2 separate regions of the Homo sapiens genome follow, and region 2 is linked to region 1. A link is an interaction called in ENCODE POLR2A ChIA-PET data of the cell type or tissue named here. Cell type or tissue: OCI-LY7. All regions are shown on one strand.

Region 1 (2,500 bases):
TTCGAGCTTGTGTTCCATGAAAAACAAAAAAAAACAAAAAAACACACACACAACGAAACACCTATTTGTTTACGTCTCTGTTGATCGGATTTTCTGGGGGTTTTTTTTGTTATTTTTTGCAAGTGAATGTATTCGTAATCAACACAAACAAAGGAAGACAGGGCGCGGTGGCTCATGCCTGTAATTCCAGCACTTTGGGAGGTCAGATCACTTGAGCTCGGGAGTTCGAGACCAGCCTGGGCATCATAGCGAGACTCCCATCTCTATAAAAAAAAATAAGAATATTAGCTGTGCATGGTGGTGCATGCCTGTAGTCCCAGATGAGTTGGGAGAAGTGCTTGAGCCTAGGAGGTGGAGGCTATAGAGAGCTGTGACTGCACCACTGTATTCCAAGATGAGTTGGGAGAAGTGCTTGAGCCTAGGAGGTGGAGGCTATAGAGAGCTGTGACTGCACCACTGTATTCCAGCCTGGGCAACAGAGTGAGACCCGGGTCTCAAAAAAAAAAAACAACCATACCAAACACCATAAAGGCAGAATGATCTGGCCAATCAGGGGCATCACATGCTCAGAGATTTCCACAAATAGTTCCTCAAGATTGCTGCCTACCCAGCCCACTACTGGGCCTTTGTGACATCCGCAAATCAGGCCCAGGCCTTCCCCTCAAGGGGCTCACAGTCCATCAAGAAAAAGAACACAAATTTTGTAACTGGTACAAACTATCACACAACTCTCAGGGTGGAAGAAATCCCTTTACTTTTAAGGATCAAATTAAGGCCTACTCAAGGCCCCACTTGCCAAGGTTGGCAAAAACTACAAGAGTCTAATGGAGAATGGGGTGGGCGAGGAGGGTGGAATAATTAAGGATCAGCCCTGGATCTTAGGAGTTAAACAGCCCTGAAAAACTGAAGGGGAATTTTGTCTTTCACCTTGGACGTTCCTGCTGACCCACCAGTATTAGTTAAATAAAATTAGTTGCTGTAACAAGTAAAGCTCGAAGGCCCACGGCTCTACACGATGAAGATCTATTTCACATCTGTTTCATGTCACAGTCCAACCAGACGGGATGGCAGGCCGGGGAGGCTGCATAGTCACTCAAGCACCCAGGCTCCTTCCGTCTGTGGCTCTGCTGCCCTGTAGGCCTTCAGCGTCCTCTGGCTCAGCTAGGATACTACTGGGAAGGAGAGAGCCTGGGTGGTGCGAGAATTCCATGGCCAGGCCTGGAGTGGTGACATTACTTCCTATCACACTCCATTGGCTGGAACCTGTCATGTGGCCACACCTACCTGCAAGGGGCCCTGGGAAATGGAGTCTCCACATGTGCCCAGGAAGAAGCCAAAACATGGATATCCTGGGCACCACTTGGCCCTTCAGAGGTGGAAGGCAGCGAGGTGCCCACTTACCCTCCTGGGAGGCACCACCATCTCCCAGCTTGGATTCAAGGGAGGGCAGGTCTCCTCCCCTTGAGGAGCCCACAGGCCCCATGATCCATCCAGGGATTCAGCCAGACCGAGGGCTCCCTTCTTCATCTCTGCAAGCACCTGCCTACAGCTCCTCCTCACAGCCCAGCTGGCCAATGTCCTCCATGCACCTGCACCTTCCCGGCATAAAAACCTGAGCATGGGCCATCTCCAGAGCCCACCTAGGCCCGGGAATGCCCTCTAATGCCGAAACACACACACACAACTATATTTCCACCTATAATTTGGACAGTTTCTCAGCCTTGGCACTGTTCTATTTTGGGTTGGATAATTGTTGGTTGTGAGGGCTGTCCTGCACATTGTAGAATTTTTTTTTTTTTTTTTTTTTTTTTTTGAGATGGAGTCTTGCTCTGTCACCCAGGCTGGAGTACAGTGGTGTGATCTCAGCTCACTGCAGGCTCCACCCCCCAGGTTCATGTCATTCTCCTGCCTCAGCCTCCCGAGTAGCTGTGACTACAGGCGCCCACCACCTCACCCAGCTAATTTTTTGTATTTTCAGTAGAGACGGAGTTTCACTGTGTTAGCCAGGATGGTCTCGATCTCCTGACCTCGTGATCCACCCGCCTTGGCCACCCAAAGTGCTGGGATTACAGGCGTGAGCCACCGCGACCGGCCCCTGCACATTGTAGACTTTTAGCAGCTTCCTTGGCCTCTACCCACTAGATGTCCATAGCACCCCCATCCCCACCCAGCTGTGACAATCAAAAGTGTGTCCAGACTTTGAAGAATGTCCCTAGGGTGTGTGTGTGTGTGTGTGTGTGTGTGTGTGTGCCAAAATCAGCCCCACGCAGTGGCTCACACCTGTAATCCCAGCACTTTGGGAGGCCGAGGCAGGCAGATCAGGGGGTCAGGAGTTTGACACCAGCCTGGTCAACATGGTGAAACCCCATCTCTACCACAGATACAAAAAATTAGCCGGGCGTGGTGGCGTGCACCTGTAACCCCAGCTACTTGGGAGGCTAAAGCAGGAGAATCGCTTAAACCCAGGAGGCGGAGGTTGCAGTGAGCCGAAATCACGCCA
Region 2 (2,500 bases), 270 kb after region 1:
ATGAATAGGCTGGGCGCGGTGGCTCATGCCTGTAATCCCAGCACTTTGGGAGGCCAAGGCAGGCGGATCACGAGGTCAGGAGATCAAGACCATCCTGGCTAACACGGTGAAACCCTGTCTCTACTAAAAATACAAAAAATTAGCTGGGCGTGGTGGCGGGCACCTGCAGTCCCAGCCACTCAGGAGGCTGAGGCAGGAGAATGGTGTGAACCCAGGAGGCAGAGTTTGCAGTGAGCTAAGATCGCGCCACTGCACTCCAGCCTGGGTGACAGAGCGAGACTCCATCTCAAAAAAAAAAAAAAAAAAAAGAATGAATAAGACCTAGTATTTGCTAGCACAACAGGGTGACTATAATCAAAAATAATTTAATTGTTCATGGCCAGGCGTGGTGGCTCATGCCTGTAATCCCAGCACCTTGGGAGGCCAAGGCAGGTGGATTACTTGAGGTCAGGAGTTAGAGACCAGCTGGCCAACATGGCAAAACCCCGTCTCTACTAAAAATACAAAAATTAGCCGGACATGGTGGCACGTGCCTGTAGTTCCAGCTACTTGGGAGGCTGAGGCAAGAGAACTGCTTGAACCCAGGAGGCAGAGGTTGTAGTGAGCAGAGATCGCGCCACTGCACTCCAGCCTGAGTGACAGAGCAAGACTCCATCTCAAAAAAAAAAATTGTTCATTTTAAAACAACTAAGAATATAATTGGATTGTCTATAACACAAAGGATTGAATGTTTAAGGTGATAATGGATACCCCATCTGCCCTGATGTGTTTGTTACACATTGCATGCCTGTATCAAAACATCTAATGTACCTCATAAATACACACCTACTATGTACCCACAAAAATTAAAAATTAAAATTAAAAAACCACTTGTATTCCAAAAATTAGCTGGGCATGGTGGCGGGCGCCTATAGTCCCAGCTACTTGGGAGGTGGAGGCAGGAGAATGGCATGAACCCAGGAGGCGGAGCTTGCAGTGAGCCGAGATCATACCACTGCATTCCAGCCTGGGCAACAGAGCAAGACTCCATCTCAAAAAAAAAAATCACTTGTATTCTATATATTTGGAAATTTCAATTAAACAAAGTTTATAATAGCATTAAAAACGAAATAAGCTGAACTGTACACTTGATAAATTTTATCATGTGTATTTACCATTATAAAATATTTAAAAATATATTTATAAAGATAGTCTCTATGCCAAAAAAAAAAACATGAAATAGAGACAAATTTAACACAATATGTGCAAGAGTGGTACACTGAAAGCTACAAAACATTGCTGAGAGAAGGTAGAGGTGGCCTACATAAATGAGGATGTGTATGTGCTTGTGGATCAGAAGACCCAATATTGTTAAGCTTTATAGCTACAATGCACTTGCAATCAAATTCTCACCAGGTTCTTTGTAGAAACTGACCAGCTTGTTCTAAACATTCTATAGAAATATAAAGGACCCAGAATAGCCAAAACAATTTTTAAAATGAAGAATAATTTTGGAAAACTCACACTGCTTTCAAAAGTTACTATAAAACTACAGTGGCCAGGCACAGTGGCTCACGCCTGTAATCCCAGCACTTTGGGAGGCCAAAGTGGGCGGATCACAAGGTCAGGAGATCAAGACCATCCTGGCCAACATGGTGAAACCCCGTCTCAACTAAAAATACAAAAATTAGCTGGGTGTGGTGGCGCGTGCCTGTAATCCCAGCTACTCGGGAGGCTGAGGCACGAGAATCACTTGAACCCAGTAGGAGGTTGCAGTGAGCCGAGATCACACCACTGCACTCCAGCCTGGCGACAGAGCAAGACTCCATCTCAAAAAAAAAAAAAAAAAAACTACAGTAACTGAGACAGTGTGGTATTTACATTAGGTGGGACACTTAGATCAGAGAAGCAGGATACATTCCAGAAATGGACCCCAGGCTACCATGACACTTCAGTGAGAAAGGGTGGCCTTTCCAACAGAGGCACAACTGGATCCACATGCAAAAAAAAAAAAAACCTCTCCATTTTTACCTCCTACAATATATGATAATTAACTCAAAACGAGCCAGGCATGGTGGCTCACGCTTGTAATCCCAATACTTTGGGAGGCCAAGACAGGTGGATCACTTGACGTCAGGAGTTTGACACCAGCCTGGCCAACATGGTGAAACCCCATCTCTACTAAAATACAAAAACATACCAGGCACGGTGTCTCACACCTGTAATCCCAGCACTTTGGGAGGCCGAGGCGGGCGGATCATGAGGTCAGGAGATTGAGACCATCCTGGCTAACACGATGAAACCCCGTCTCTACTAAAAATACAAAAAATTAGCCAGGTGTGGTGGTGGGTGCCTGTAGTCCCAGCTACTCGGGAGGCTGAGGCAGGAGAATGGCATGAACCCGGGAGGTGGAGTTTGCAATGAGCCGAGATTGTGCCACTGCACTCCAGACTGGGTGACAGAGTGAGACTCCATCTCAAAAAAAAAAAAAAAAATACAAAAACATTAGCTGGGCATGGTG

What was found. ChIA-PET counts read pairs that join two places held together with the same protein. Peaks named below come from ENCODE experiments on the same cell type or tissue, not always from the same donor. Only the 100,000 strongest peaks of a DNase experiment are listed, where the experiment ranks them.
Region 2: POLR2A ChIA-PET joins it to region 1 with 8 read pairs; 2 of 35 experiments call an interaction of 5 or more read pairs at or near these places.

Annotation. Positions count from the first base shown.
Region 1 is chr17:17,608,099-17,610,598 of GRCh38, reverse strand. No RefSeq gene overlaps it. Among named protein-coding and RNA genes, the nearest start is that of PEMT, 18 kb to the right of the region's middle. In OCI-LY7, no CTCF peak of the experiment used is centred here; a DNase peak (open chromatin) is centred at 1,278.
Region 2 is chr17:17,333,809-17,336,308 of GRCh38, reverse strand. The region is part of intron 3 of NT5M (5',3'-nucleotidase, mitochondrial); the gene reads right to left. Among named protein-coding and RNA genes, the nearest start is that of NT5M, 32 kb to the right of the region's middle. In OCI-LY7, no CTCF peak of the experiment used is centred here; no DNase peak of the experiment used is centred here.